Linked DNA regions of Homo sapiens: region 1 is linked to region 2. Evidence: read pairs that join two places in POLR2A ChIA-PET (ENCODE). Cell type or tissue: GM12878. All regions are shown on one strand. Links, peaks and the distances in the headings refer to the core of each region. The heading gives the core; the rest is flanking DNA.

Region 1 (6,131 bases), core at 720-5,719, 250 kb before region 2:
AAAGATTAGCCAGGCACTGTGGCACATGCCTGTAATCCCAGCTACTTGGGAAGCTGAGGCAGGAGAATTGCCTGAACCCGGGAGGCAGAGGTTACAGTGAGCTGAGATAGTGCAACTGCACTCCAGCCTGGGTGACAGAGTGAGACTCTCCAAAAAAAAAAAAAAAAAAGACCCAGAATTGTGTGAAATATGCAATTTGTACAAGAACGAATCAGACATATTTAGTTATAGATGCCGTTAATAGCTGAAAGAATAGAAAGATCAACTGAGCTTCCCAGTGAAAAGGTGGACAAGAGACTTTGTCCCTCATTGTAAGAGTAAAAAAAGTGCAGATGAAAGAGAGGTGGAGAACTGAAGCTATTATTGCATCCAATCTTAGGTTCTACTTCTTGATGACTAGAAGGAACCACAATTTCCCTTTCCTTTGAATCTTGACTTTGGCAAATTGAATGTAGAACTGACAATATGACAGGTCTGGGCCTAGATATTAGAGATCTGTGATTGACATGAGAATTGTGTCCAGAATCTAGTTAGAAGATGAGACACATAGAATAGGGCCAGTGGTCCCAGTTAAGGCCATCTTAAATTAGCTACCAGCCAGCCAACCACCAGAGTGAGCCCAGCTATGACCAGAAGAATCACTAAGCAGACCTATGATCTTGTGAGCATAGTAGATGTTTGTTTTAAGCCACTAAGTTTTGGAGTGTTTTTACATTAGTGTGGCAATAGAACCCCTTACTATATGGGTTCCTACATGGATCTTGCACATGACAAAGCCTGTTTCCTGCTACAAACCTAGCAGTCCAAATGTAGTCTCAACGTTCCCTTATCCTCTTGGGAGCTGGGCATGACCTAGAATGAGTTAATCAAATGCTTACCTATGAGACTTTGAGTGCTGCTGCATCTATTAATGAAAGTGTCAAGTCTCCAGTGTCTTTGTTTCTTGGTGTTGTTTGCGCCAGACTGACTGATGACAGCATTGCCAGCTGCATGAGATCCTAGCACTGATGCCTTCAGTTGATTCTTGGGCTGTGTTGTCAACTATCCCCCTAACATTTTCTGAGCTTGATTCCCTGTTCCTGATAATTGCATGAGCTACCCAATATCCTCTCACCTCTCATTACATTTATTTCTGTTTACAAGAGCCAGGGGGCTTTTTGTTTTAAAATCGAATGTCATTCATTTGAAACTCTTTCAAACTGATTAGCCAGGGATCTGCCGGTATGGGCAGTCCAAACTGCCACATTAGTGTAGAGAAGTTACAGGGAAAGCAAATGGGGGAGAATTTTAGGAGTGAGAATAGTATAAATGTGCAACTATTTGCCTTTCAATCATTAGATTATTAGCTCAGCACATCTCAATTACCATATTAGTATAATCAAATTAGAAAGTATCATCTAGTATGGACCTTGGCACTGGACATCAATTGTATGAAAACTGGAGTTTCACCAACCTTTTACATTAGGAGTGACCAGCATTAAAGCTTTGAATTGTGCTCATAACCTATTACATTCTTAGATTTGTGGTTTGTTAAGTTTGACCGCTCTCACACTGTCTTGTAAAGAAGTTCAGAATCAAATATTAGCAGTGTGGCTAAATGCCTTCTATTGCCCCTGAGTGACGTGAACTTGGATCTCAACTCAGGAAATCTCGAATCAAATTGGATAACTACCAACTTTCCTATCCCTGGGCAGCCAGTTGTCTCCCAATTAGTTTGAGGCTCAACAGAACTAGGACCCTGGATAAGTTTCAGCTGGCATCTGTTCAGTCTTTAAATTTCTCAAATCCATCATGTCTTATTCCATCATTCATGCCCTCATTTCTCATCCAGGTCATTACAGTAACTCAAGCGAATATTGAAGTCAGAGAGACCAAATTTATAACAGGGGATCAGCCTTCTGTGATGTGATCCTGCTTACCTCCCATTGCAACTTCTACCAATCCCAGGGTAGGAAAAAAGATATTTGCCTGAATATATCAGTGACTTTCAGAACACCGAGCCCCCGCATGTGCTGTTCTCTATGATTTGAATGCCCTCCAAGATAAACGTCTACTCACCCTTCAAATCTCAACTTAAGCATCACTCACTGTGAATCTCCAAGTAGAGTTGATAATTCGCCTCTTGCAGCTGTATCTATTTAACCCCATTCTCCATCACAGGGCATTGATTTCCTTCTTTTGTTCAGAGTTATTTTCTATCCCTATGGCATAGGCTACTATACTAGAGTACTCAAATTATATCTATGGACTACCTTGGAGGAGCAAAACAAAAATCCTGCAGTCCCAGGAGGTCAACTCTGTCCCCTGCACACAAAAATTGTGTTCATTCTGCCAAGAAAAATGTCCCTGACATTTAAGAGCCATACTTAGAAAAAGAATGACAAAAACATGACAATTACTGCCTAGGCTTTCAACCATTACTCAAGTAGTCTATCCATCACACTAATAAAGGAAGAGCCCTTTCTTCCTTGTTAACCATGTAAGCTGAACAGCAGCTGACAGGGCATCATGGAAATTTTATGATCCCTGATGACAGTTATGGTTTGAATCTGGCCTTAGATAGATTTCTTGCCCTCTGGATCCCACTTCCTTGAATTAAAAGGATTGTACTGCACTCCTATGAATCTTATGGAAGTACTTCTAAAACTGTGTAAGGATAGATGTATATGCCTGTTCATTTGAACAGCTACAAGAACTAAAATTTGGGTACAACAAACTATATGGGAAGGGTTAAAAATTATACAAAGTCCATAACCATCCAATTCTATGCAACATTTGAAAATATTGAACCATTTGTCCTTAGAAATCTGTTCATGATCTATTCTGTGGTCATGGAAACATGCTGAACATGTAATATAATCGAAATGAACATTATGAAAACATGTATCTACACAAGTATGTACATACTTGTGCAAAATAATGATTAGGGAAACACTCACCAAAGCCAAAGTTTGTAATATATGATGTAAGTTGGTGTGAGGGAGAGACATAAAAAGAATTAACAAGTAGCTGTTATGATTGAAATCCTCTTAAGAACACATTTAAAAACATAAACTTTAAACCTATATTGAAAGAATTATTTCTTATGAGTGACGTGGACAGGTTCTTACACCTACGGATCTCACATCCTGAAGTAGGCTATTGCCCCCAGGAAGGTAGGAGGATAACACAGGAGGTTAACTTCCAACAGAACTGAAGACAAATATTGCCAAGGTATATATGCAGTCCAACTACATGTACTCTCTAGTCGATTTTTTCCTTGAAGGCCAATGACTCTTCAGATTGCAACTATCCTCTTCTTGGATAGTGGTTTATTCTCTGATATTTCTTTGATATTTCCAAGTACTACCAGACGATGGTAGAAAAGGATAAATAGGCAACTGAAAGCTGTGGCAAACAGAAGGATCAAACTACTGAAGTACTGGCCTCTGGCAACTTCAAGATCTATTCTCAGCATGACAGAAATAAGTGATCAGAACTTGTAGAGCAGTTCTCAAACTTTTTGGTCTTGGGACCCTTTTATGCTATTAAAATGAAAAGCCCAATTAGCTTTTGGGTGGATTTTATCTATTGACATACACAATACTAAGATTTTTTTAAAGTTTGAGAACATTTAACTTAAAAATGTTAATCTCATCAAAATGTCATTTTATGAAAAAATTTCTTAAACAAAAAATAGAATAGCAACATTGTTTTATGTATTTGCAAGTACCTGGTGGATTAGAAGACAGTTGAATTCCCATACCTATTTCTGTATTCCATCTGTTGCAATGTTACTTTGAAGCTTATAAATAAAATCTAACCTCACAAGGAAATATTTTTAATGCCTTTTTAGGTAACTGTGGATATTTGTTTAATGCTATACCAAAACTCAACTGGTAAAGATGAGTTGCAATTTGGAATTAGTAGCTGTATCAATGAACATCATGCTCTCTTCAAGTCCATTGATTTATTTTTTAAATGGATTTATCTCATGTGATTTTGTACTATCATACACTGGTCATCTGGAAAGTTTGTTGGTGGAGTTATGCAGACCTTCTACATGTTGGTATTTTCATTATAAAATAGCAAAAATTCACATTCTTAATATGACTATTCTCATTACAAAAGTCTTTAATCAGAAGTTGTCAAGCTCAAGGAGGCAGATTCCAAAAATCTAAATTTTACCTGAACACAAATTTTTACCAGTGCTAACCAATACCATCAGCTGGTTTTCTTGAAGTGACTAGCTCACTTTATTCATTTAAGAAAATGTCGGTCCAAAATCCAAGTCTGAGCCACAGTAATTTGAGTAGTGAGCTGAACTACATTCTTCATGGAATACCATTTCTACTTGGAAGAATGACAATTGCACAAGTTCTTGGCTTTAAGACAGCCATCATACTTTCATAAGCAAAGAGCTTTATGTGTACTTCCCATTTCATCATGCAGAACATCAGACATGTACTTAAAAGATGCAATAAAATTAATTTTAACTGCTCCATCATGGACATTCTCTGGCTTTTCAAATTTTAATTTTACTGCAAGGTCATGGAGGTGAAGAACACAATGATTACTAGGCACCCTTTAGAGCCACCTCCTTATTTGTACTAAGTTTTACCGATGCTCTGCAGGAGCATAGTGAACTGAGGGATGTTGGATTTGTCAGGGTCCTCCAGAGACAGAAACAATAGGAAACAAATATATGGAAGGGGATTAACTAGGGGTACTGACTCATGTGTTAATGGAGGCTGAAAAGTCCCATATCAGGCTATCTGCAAACTGGAGAACTTGGGATGCTGGGAACACTGCTCTGTTCAAGTCCAAAAGCCTCAGAACCAGGGAAGCTAAGGGTGTGACTCTCAGTCTGAGGCTAAAGGCCTGAGAACTGGGGGTGGGGTGGGGGTGGTCACTGGTGTATGTCCCTGGTCCAAACACCAGAGCACTTGAAGTTCTGACATCTAAGAGCAGGAGGTGGAGGAGGAGGATGTCCCAACTCTGGGAGAGAGACTTTTTTCCTCTGCCTTTTTGTTCTATCTGGGTCCCTAGCCAATTGATTGGTACCTACCCACCTTGAGGGTGGATCTTCCCCACTCACTCACTCAGTCCACCAACCTACATGACAGTCTCCTCTGGAAACACCTCACCCACACACAGAAATAATGCTTTACCAGCTCTCCAGGTGTTCCTTAATCAAGTCAAGCTGACATCTAAAATTAGCCATCACAAGTCCACTTCTTGTCAACTTGGCACCCATTTGCATCTCCTTACCTAGCATAATGCAACTATCCTACAAATAAAACACCTTAATTTCTTCGGCAGAAAATGTAAAGTCCTTGGGTGAGCTTTACTCTTCCACTGATAGTCCACAACTTAAATACTACGCAGTAAAATACTCATATAAAATGAGTAAGTCTGGCTTGGCGTGGTGGCTCGTGCCTGTAATCCCAGCACTTTGGGAGGCCAAGGCGGTTGGATCACCTGAGGTCAGCAGTTCAAGACCAGCCTGGCCAACATGGTGAAATCCCGTCTTTACTAAAAATACAAAAATTAGCTGGGTGCAGTGGCACGCACCTGTAGTCCCCACTACTCAAGAGGCTGAGGCAGAAGAATTGCTTGAACCTGGGAGGCAGAGGTTGCAGTGAGCTGAGATCATGCCACTGCACTCCAGCCTGGGCAACAGAGAGAGATTCCATCTCAAAATAAATCAGTAAGTCCTGTATTACATAATAAAGGAATAAGAATGAAAATAAAAATTTGCTTAATATATTAATGGGTATATACATTCTTTAGAAATACTCATGACAGTCTACCGCTATATAACTGGTCATGTGGTCATAGGTGGTATTTTTAATGATCTTTCCAGGACACATTCTATATTCCCCTTGCCTTCAGCAAGTATTTCATCTGATTATGGTTCTTTACCTGGTAAGGTGACCCAAATCTTCATTCCTGAAAGTTCTGAGCCATTCCTAGTCCTGCCTGGCTAGGGTTGTTGTAATTTCCCATTGAACTTAATCATAGGGCATGGTAATACTATGACTTTCTAAGAGATATCCTGTATTCCAGAACTATTCTTCCTTACCTCAACTGCAGAGTAGCCGTCTACATATATCACCCCAGCCAACACCATTACTCCCCTCTCAGCCTGC
Region 2 (6,131 bases), core at 457-5,456:
AGGCAAGCTTTAAGAGACATCAGGAGTTCAGATTGGAGTGAGGCCAGTTGCAAGACAGACAAACACGCATCAGGCCAAAGCTCAGAAGTACATAAGCAGCCTTAGGAATGGCGGGAGTGCCATTGACAAATCCTGCACTACTCCACATCTTGTTCTAAAAGGAAGTTGATATTTGAGATGTTTCAGCCCCTTCTACCTTGCTCTCCAGCCATAACTTTAAACTTGTCTCCTAAGCCATGTGAGTTTTTCTAGAACTATGTGGCATGCCCCAGAAGCCTATGCAATAACACCTACATATAGACATCAGTTCCATAGGACTCACCTGCAGTTGAAACTATAGTTAATTGGGTCGGTAGTAGATATTTTGCTCTGCCTGAGGTGGGAAAGATGAACTTTCCAGTGTCTTTACTGTTAGCCTAGGTGAAAAGTCCTGAAGACCCAGTGATCTATCAGTATTAGTTTGGATTTTTGGTTTTTTTCTTTGAGACGGAGTTTTGCTCTTGTCACCCAGGCTGGAGTGCAATGGTGCAATCTCGGCCCATTGCAACCTCTGTCTCCCAGGTTCAAGAGATGATTCTCCTGCCTCAGCCTCCAGAGTAACTGGGATTACAGGCACCTGCCACCACGCCCAGCTAATTTTTGTATTTTTAGTAGAGATAGGGTTTTCGCCATGTTGGCCAGGCTGGTCTTGAACTCCTGACCTCAGGCAATCCACCCGCCTCAGCCTCCCAAAGTGCTGGGATTACAAGCGTGAGCCACCTCACCCAGCCCAGAGTATTAGTTTTGAAGTAAAGTTGTTTATGTAAAGTTAGTTTTTGTTTCCCTCGGCTTTTATAGTGGTTGAAGTTTACAAAAACGGGAAAAGGATTAGGGAGATAAGGCATCCGTACCATGCACTTAAATTTGACCAAATTCTTATTTGGCAGGACTAAGTCACTGCTGTATTAGCTTCTGGAGTCTATAAAAGCAGAGAAAGTTTTGCTATCAGTAAAAGGACACAAGTACAGGTGAGAATGCTACAGGATGACTAATCAGAAGACTAGTTTTTAATGTTAAGCAACTGTGGAAAAACAAGGCCACCTATTCCCATCCTTGACCATCCTGCAGGAGCCTTCCCTGCCCCAGCACCCCAGCTCTAATTACAGCACTTAACTAACAGTGTTGGAAAGCCTTGGGCTTCGAGATCCCAGACCTGTCAAGTGACTCTTTGTCAAGTGGATTGTCAGCCTGGGAGACACATCCCTTGATCAGATTATCTACATGAAGGAAAGAACTCTGCTCTTCTCCTTGAACCCTGCTTTGTAAGGACAGTGTGAAGAAAGTAACTCCATGCTGATGGGGATGAGGGGAGAGTGCTTCATGTCCCTACCCATGTATTTATTCACCCTTGTTCAGGTTAAGGCAGGTGGACCTACATGACTGGACATGGTTTTAAAAAGCACTTTTCTGTAGCTGGCACGCAAGAATTACGATATTTAAGCTATGTAACTTGCTACCATCGCACCTGTGAAATTGTCAGTCAAGATAATGAACATATCCATCATGCTGTGTACTTTTGAGTCTGTCACTAAGATGCCACTTTATCTTTTCCATGACAGATGGTTTGCCTTTCCTAGTAAGCCTAAAGGAAGTGTCCATTCTCAATGCTAACGATCTGTTCAACTAGATGAAATTTCCTGTTTCAACTACTAAGTTTCTAACTGCTATCAGAAGTGCTTTCAGGTGTGTCAGTCTGACATTACCTGAGGCTTGCCAGTCAACGAGTCTCCCACCTCCACAACCAGGTGGAAGGTCAGTTGCAGCCCACAGGTTGCGTGTCTTCGAGGCAGACAGCTGCTTTCTGCTGAATATGATTAAGATCCTAACTTCCTAGTAAGGAGTCTTAAAAGCCACATGCTTGAAGTTCATTTTAGTTTTTTTTACTAATAGGTCACAAAGGGACGTTTCCTACCCTCAAAAAAAAACTAATTCAAAGTTGATCTACATTTTCTTATGGTTTTCATCGAAGTGGATCTAATTTTTAGTCTCTGAAGAGATGAGAAGCTAGCTTTTTAGTCACTTTCCACCATTACTCCAGACAGGTGTTTAATAGAGACTTTGGGATTCCAAATAGCTAAAAGGAAGTTCTAAAGATTGCTGCGCTTGCTTTAAACGTAGAACCTCTAAACCCGTGTATTTCTCTTGGAGTTTACGTAACTTCAGTAAGTTAGCTATAAGAGTGGCTTTGCTAAAGTCTATGGTAGAGATTAAACAGAAGTCAAGAGACAGGAGCCTTCTCAGCAAGTAAGGCTTGAGCATGAGAGAAGAAACCTCAATTCAAGATTGTATCTTAAGCTTCTAAAAGAACAAACTCTAAGAAAGCACAGTAACTGGAAGAGGCAAGCCTGCTAAAAACGACTTCAGGGAGTTGCTGTGACCTCCTAGGAGGTATTTTCTGCCCACACACAACGCCTAGTTCCCCTTCTTTCGAGTTCCTTAGTCCGCTTAAGTGCCCTCGCTTTTTTCTTCGTTCATCTTTCACTTCTAAAGCAAGCTAACCAAAGTTCCCCCTTGAGAATTACCAAGAGCTTGGTCCTTTCCACCCACCCCTCCAGCCACCAGAGAACTTCTTAGTACCTCGCAGGCCTACAAAGCTTTGGAAGAAACCCCGCCCGACCAACCCCAAACCATCCACCAGCGGAACAACCCACAGCCCCGCCAGGCTTCCTCGCCTTTTACACTTGAAGCCACGCCTTCCCCCTGGGTGAGGACCAATGAGAAAGCGTAGGAGCTACTTCAACTCCGCAATTGGTCCCAGACGGCTGCCAGGTGAAACCAAGCCTCTGGACGCCCCAGGGCTTTCTCTTGGGGCTTCCTACTTTAGACAGGCATTTCTCCCCTCCACCCGCTTTTTTTTTTTAACTACATTGTAAAGGCTGTTGAGTATTTTGAGAGAATAATTTAGAGTCACCTTCAAAAAGTGGCTGAATCAATTTCCCTTCCAGCACTTAGACAACATGGAAGATGTTTAGTGTGCCCTAAAGAATTTCAGAAGAAATATGAGTAGCTATTTGGTCAGACACTGGTGTTGAACACAAATATCCTTACCGTCAGACAACGCTGGTATTTCTCATCGCTCACCTGTGCGTGTTATGCATTTATTCGTTCATTCACAAGTATTATTGAGGAGGATGACTCAATGGAAGCAAGGAAGTAACCCAGTGAGGCTTTGGGTTTTGTCTGTGCTTCGCAAACGGCGGGCTAGAAAGTATGAGTATCCTCAGGACTCACATGTTTCTGGAAAGTCATTCCACTTGTACATTTGGGGATAAAAAGATTTATTTTATATTAAGACAATAGTAATCCAAACCAATATAAATAAATGAATGGGAAAAGAGATAAATCTTTCTTGCAGAAAAAGTTCAAATAATATATGTAACTCCCCACTCCAGGAGGTGGAGTTTAATCACCACACCCGTTCCTTGAGTCTGAGCAAGTTTTAGAGAATCCCTTCCAAAGAACAGAGTAGACGAAGGGAAAAGTAATAACTGTATAGTACAGAAACCTCAGCCGGGCGCGGTGGCTCACGCCTGTAATCCCAGCACTTTAGGAGGCCTACGTGGGCGGATCACGAGGTCAGGAGATTGAGATCATCCTGGTCAACACGGTGAAACCCCGTCTCTACTAAAAATACAAAAAATTAGCCGGGCATGGTGGCGGGCCCCTGTAGTCCCAGCTACTCGGGAGGCTGAGGCAAGAGAAAGGCGTGAACCCGGGAGGCGGAGCTTGCAGTTAGCCACGATCGCGCCACTGCAGTCCAGCCTGGGCGATAGAGCAAGACTCCATCTCAAAAAAAGAAACCTCGCAGGCACTATCTTAACCAAGTGATCCAGATTAATATGATCAAAGATAAACCATGTTGCTATTATGTACCCCCTGATATGATGAGAAGAGCACTTCGCTCCCATGGTATGCTTCTTCAAACCCCATACCCCTAACATAATCATAAGAAAAACATCAAAGTCAAACTGACAGCCATTCTACAAAATGCTGACCAGTAATCTTCAAAACAGTTAATCAAGGTTATGGAAATAAAGAAAGACTGAGAAAGTATTACATACCAGAAGACACTATAGAGACGTGATGAGTAAGTTCAATGTCATACCCTGGATGGGATTCTGGAACAACAACAACAAAAAAATCTATATTAGTGAAAAAAAAAAACTGGTGAAATCCAAATAAGTTTGGAGTTCTTAGCAATATACGAATGTTAATCTTTTCGTTTTGACAAATGTACTGTGGTTACATTAGATGTTAACATTAGGGGAAACTAGGTGAAGAGAATATGTTATTCACTTTACTATCCCTCAATTTTTATGTAAATCTAAAATCATTCCTAGATAAAACATTGATTTAAAATTTAAAAAAAGGAAATACATTGTAAAATTTGCATGAAATCTTAAGAAAACATGAGCCTTCAAAGAAATCTTATGCTTATCACAGACTGCTTTAAACTCTACCTTCCCCAGAGTTTCCAGAGGCACTTATCCATTATTAGAGGTATTTAGAGCAAAAGTTTTTGAAAAGCTGCAAGTTTAGCTACATGAATCCCATTGGAGGATAGATGTGAGGATGAAAAGAAGAGAAGCTGAGAGGCCAGCTGGAATCACACTGAGATCTAACCAAGTCTAAGGCAATAGGTCAATGGACAATGAGACACAAATTGACCTAGTTTATTCCTGCGACTGTCACCAGTGCTTTCCGGGAATTTACTGATGCTAGTCCCCTTCTTTCATCTTGAGTGTTCACATACTTGTAGTCAGGAGAAAGGAGATAGATACTCTTCCTTTAGGGTAGCCAGATAGAATCAACAAAATTGCCAAACATGCTGGAGAAGAACTGTTTAAAAAAACCTTTCGGCCGGGTGCGGTGGCTCACGCCTGTAATGCCAACACCTTGGGAGGCCAAGGGGAGTGGATCACTTGAGGCCAGGAGTTGGAGACCAGCCATAGGCAACATGGTGAAACCCCGTCTCTACTAAAAATACAAAAAAAATTAGCCGGTCATGGTGGCAGGCGCCTGTAGTCCCAGCTACTTGGGAGGCTGAGGCAGGAGAATTGCTTGAACCCAGGAGGTTCAAGCAGTGAACTGAGATCATGCCATTGCACTCCAGCCTGGGCAACAGAGCGAGCGAGACTCCATTAAAATAAAAAAAAAAAAAAAGACAAAAAACTTTCTCAAAAATTTAAAACACCTACTATGGAAGACTGGGTAAATAGTGGTCAAGAACACAGACTTTACAGGTAGACAGAAAAACCTGGGTTTAATTCCCAACTCTACTACCTACTAGCTCTGTGACCTCACACTAGCTAACCTCTCTAAGCTTCTGTTTTCTCAGGCTGTGAAATAGGGATACAAATAGTGCTTCCTTATAAAACTGTTGTGAGAGTTGGTTGATATTATGTTTGTAAAGCATCTAGAACTAGTTCATGGCACAAGCACATATAGCACTATTAACCAGATCTGTTCCACGTGCAATACATATTGACTCATTTAACTCTCACAACAATTCTATTATTGGTCTTCATGTCCCACATGAGGAATCTGAACCACACAAGGATGAAAAATTGGCCTAAGGTAGCACAGCCACAGTAGTGGACGTGGATTCAAACCCAAGCAGTCTGGCTCCAGAATCCTTACCTGTAGTCAGCACACTACACAGCACTGCCTGTAAAGGAAGGAAGAAGAAAGGAGACATGGCATCCTGGAAAGCCCAAGAAAAGAGGCACCCTTATAAAAGGGAAATGGTCAGCCCCACTTTGAAGTTGCAAATGTATAAATAATGCAGAAATGAATTTGGAACAATACCATGTTCATGTCCAAGGCCTGCAATGGTAGCACCTGCTTCTGCAGGCCCAAAAGTCAGTGAGAATCTTCATCTACAAGTCATACAATAACACTAAAAATAAAGCTTAACAAATAAGAGAAACCCACTCCCCGCATGTTTATGCCAGTGTTTTCTCAGTTGACTTCCTGGATAGAAAGCTCAACTACCTGATAGTCCAGTTCAAAATTAGACACATAACAATCCTCACTGTAGAGAAGCCAGGCAACATTCCACAGTTAGTCATCACTCTTCAAGGCCAGAGGAT

Evidence for each region. Peaks named below come from ENCODE experiments on the same cell type or tissue, not always from the same donor. Only the 100,000 strongest peaks of a DNase experiment are listed, where the experiment ranks them.
Region 1: POLR2A ChIA-PET joins it to region 2 with 9 read pairs; 2 of 35 experiments call an interaction of 5 or more read pairs at or near these places.

The regions. Positions count from the first base shown.
Region 1 is chr4:77,442,360-77,448,490 of GRCh38, reverse strand. No RefSeq gene overlaps it. Among named protein-coding and RNA genes, the nearest start is that of CXCL13, 160 kb to the left of the region's middle. In GM12878, for the core only: no CTCF peak of the experiment used is centred there; no DNase peak of the experiment used is centred there.
Region 2 is chr4:77,190,237-77,196,367 of GRCh38, reverse strand. It overlaps LOC107986292 (a long non-coding RNA gene), which reads right to left. Exons shown (of 4, transcript XR_001741742.1): 4 at 3,795-4,157. Among named protein-coding and RNA genes, the nearest start is that of CCNG2, 36 kb to the right of the region's middle. RefSeq lists an enhancer at 2,464-2,513. In GM12878, for the core only: no CTCF peak of the experiment used is centred there; a DNase peak (open chromatin) is centred at 2,457; H3K4me3 peaks cover 1,519 bases; H3K27ac peaks cover 1,499 bases.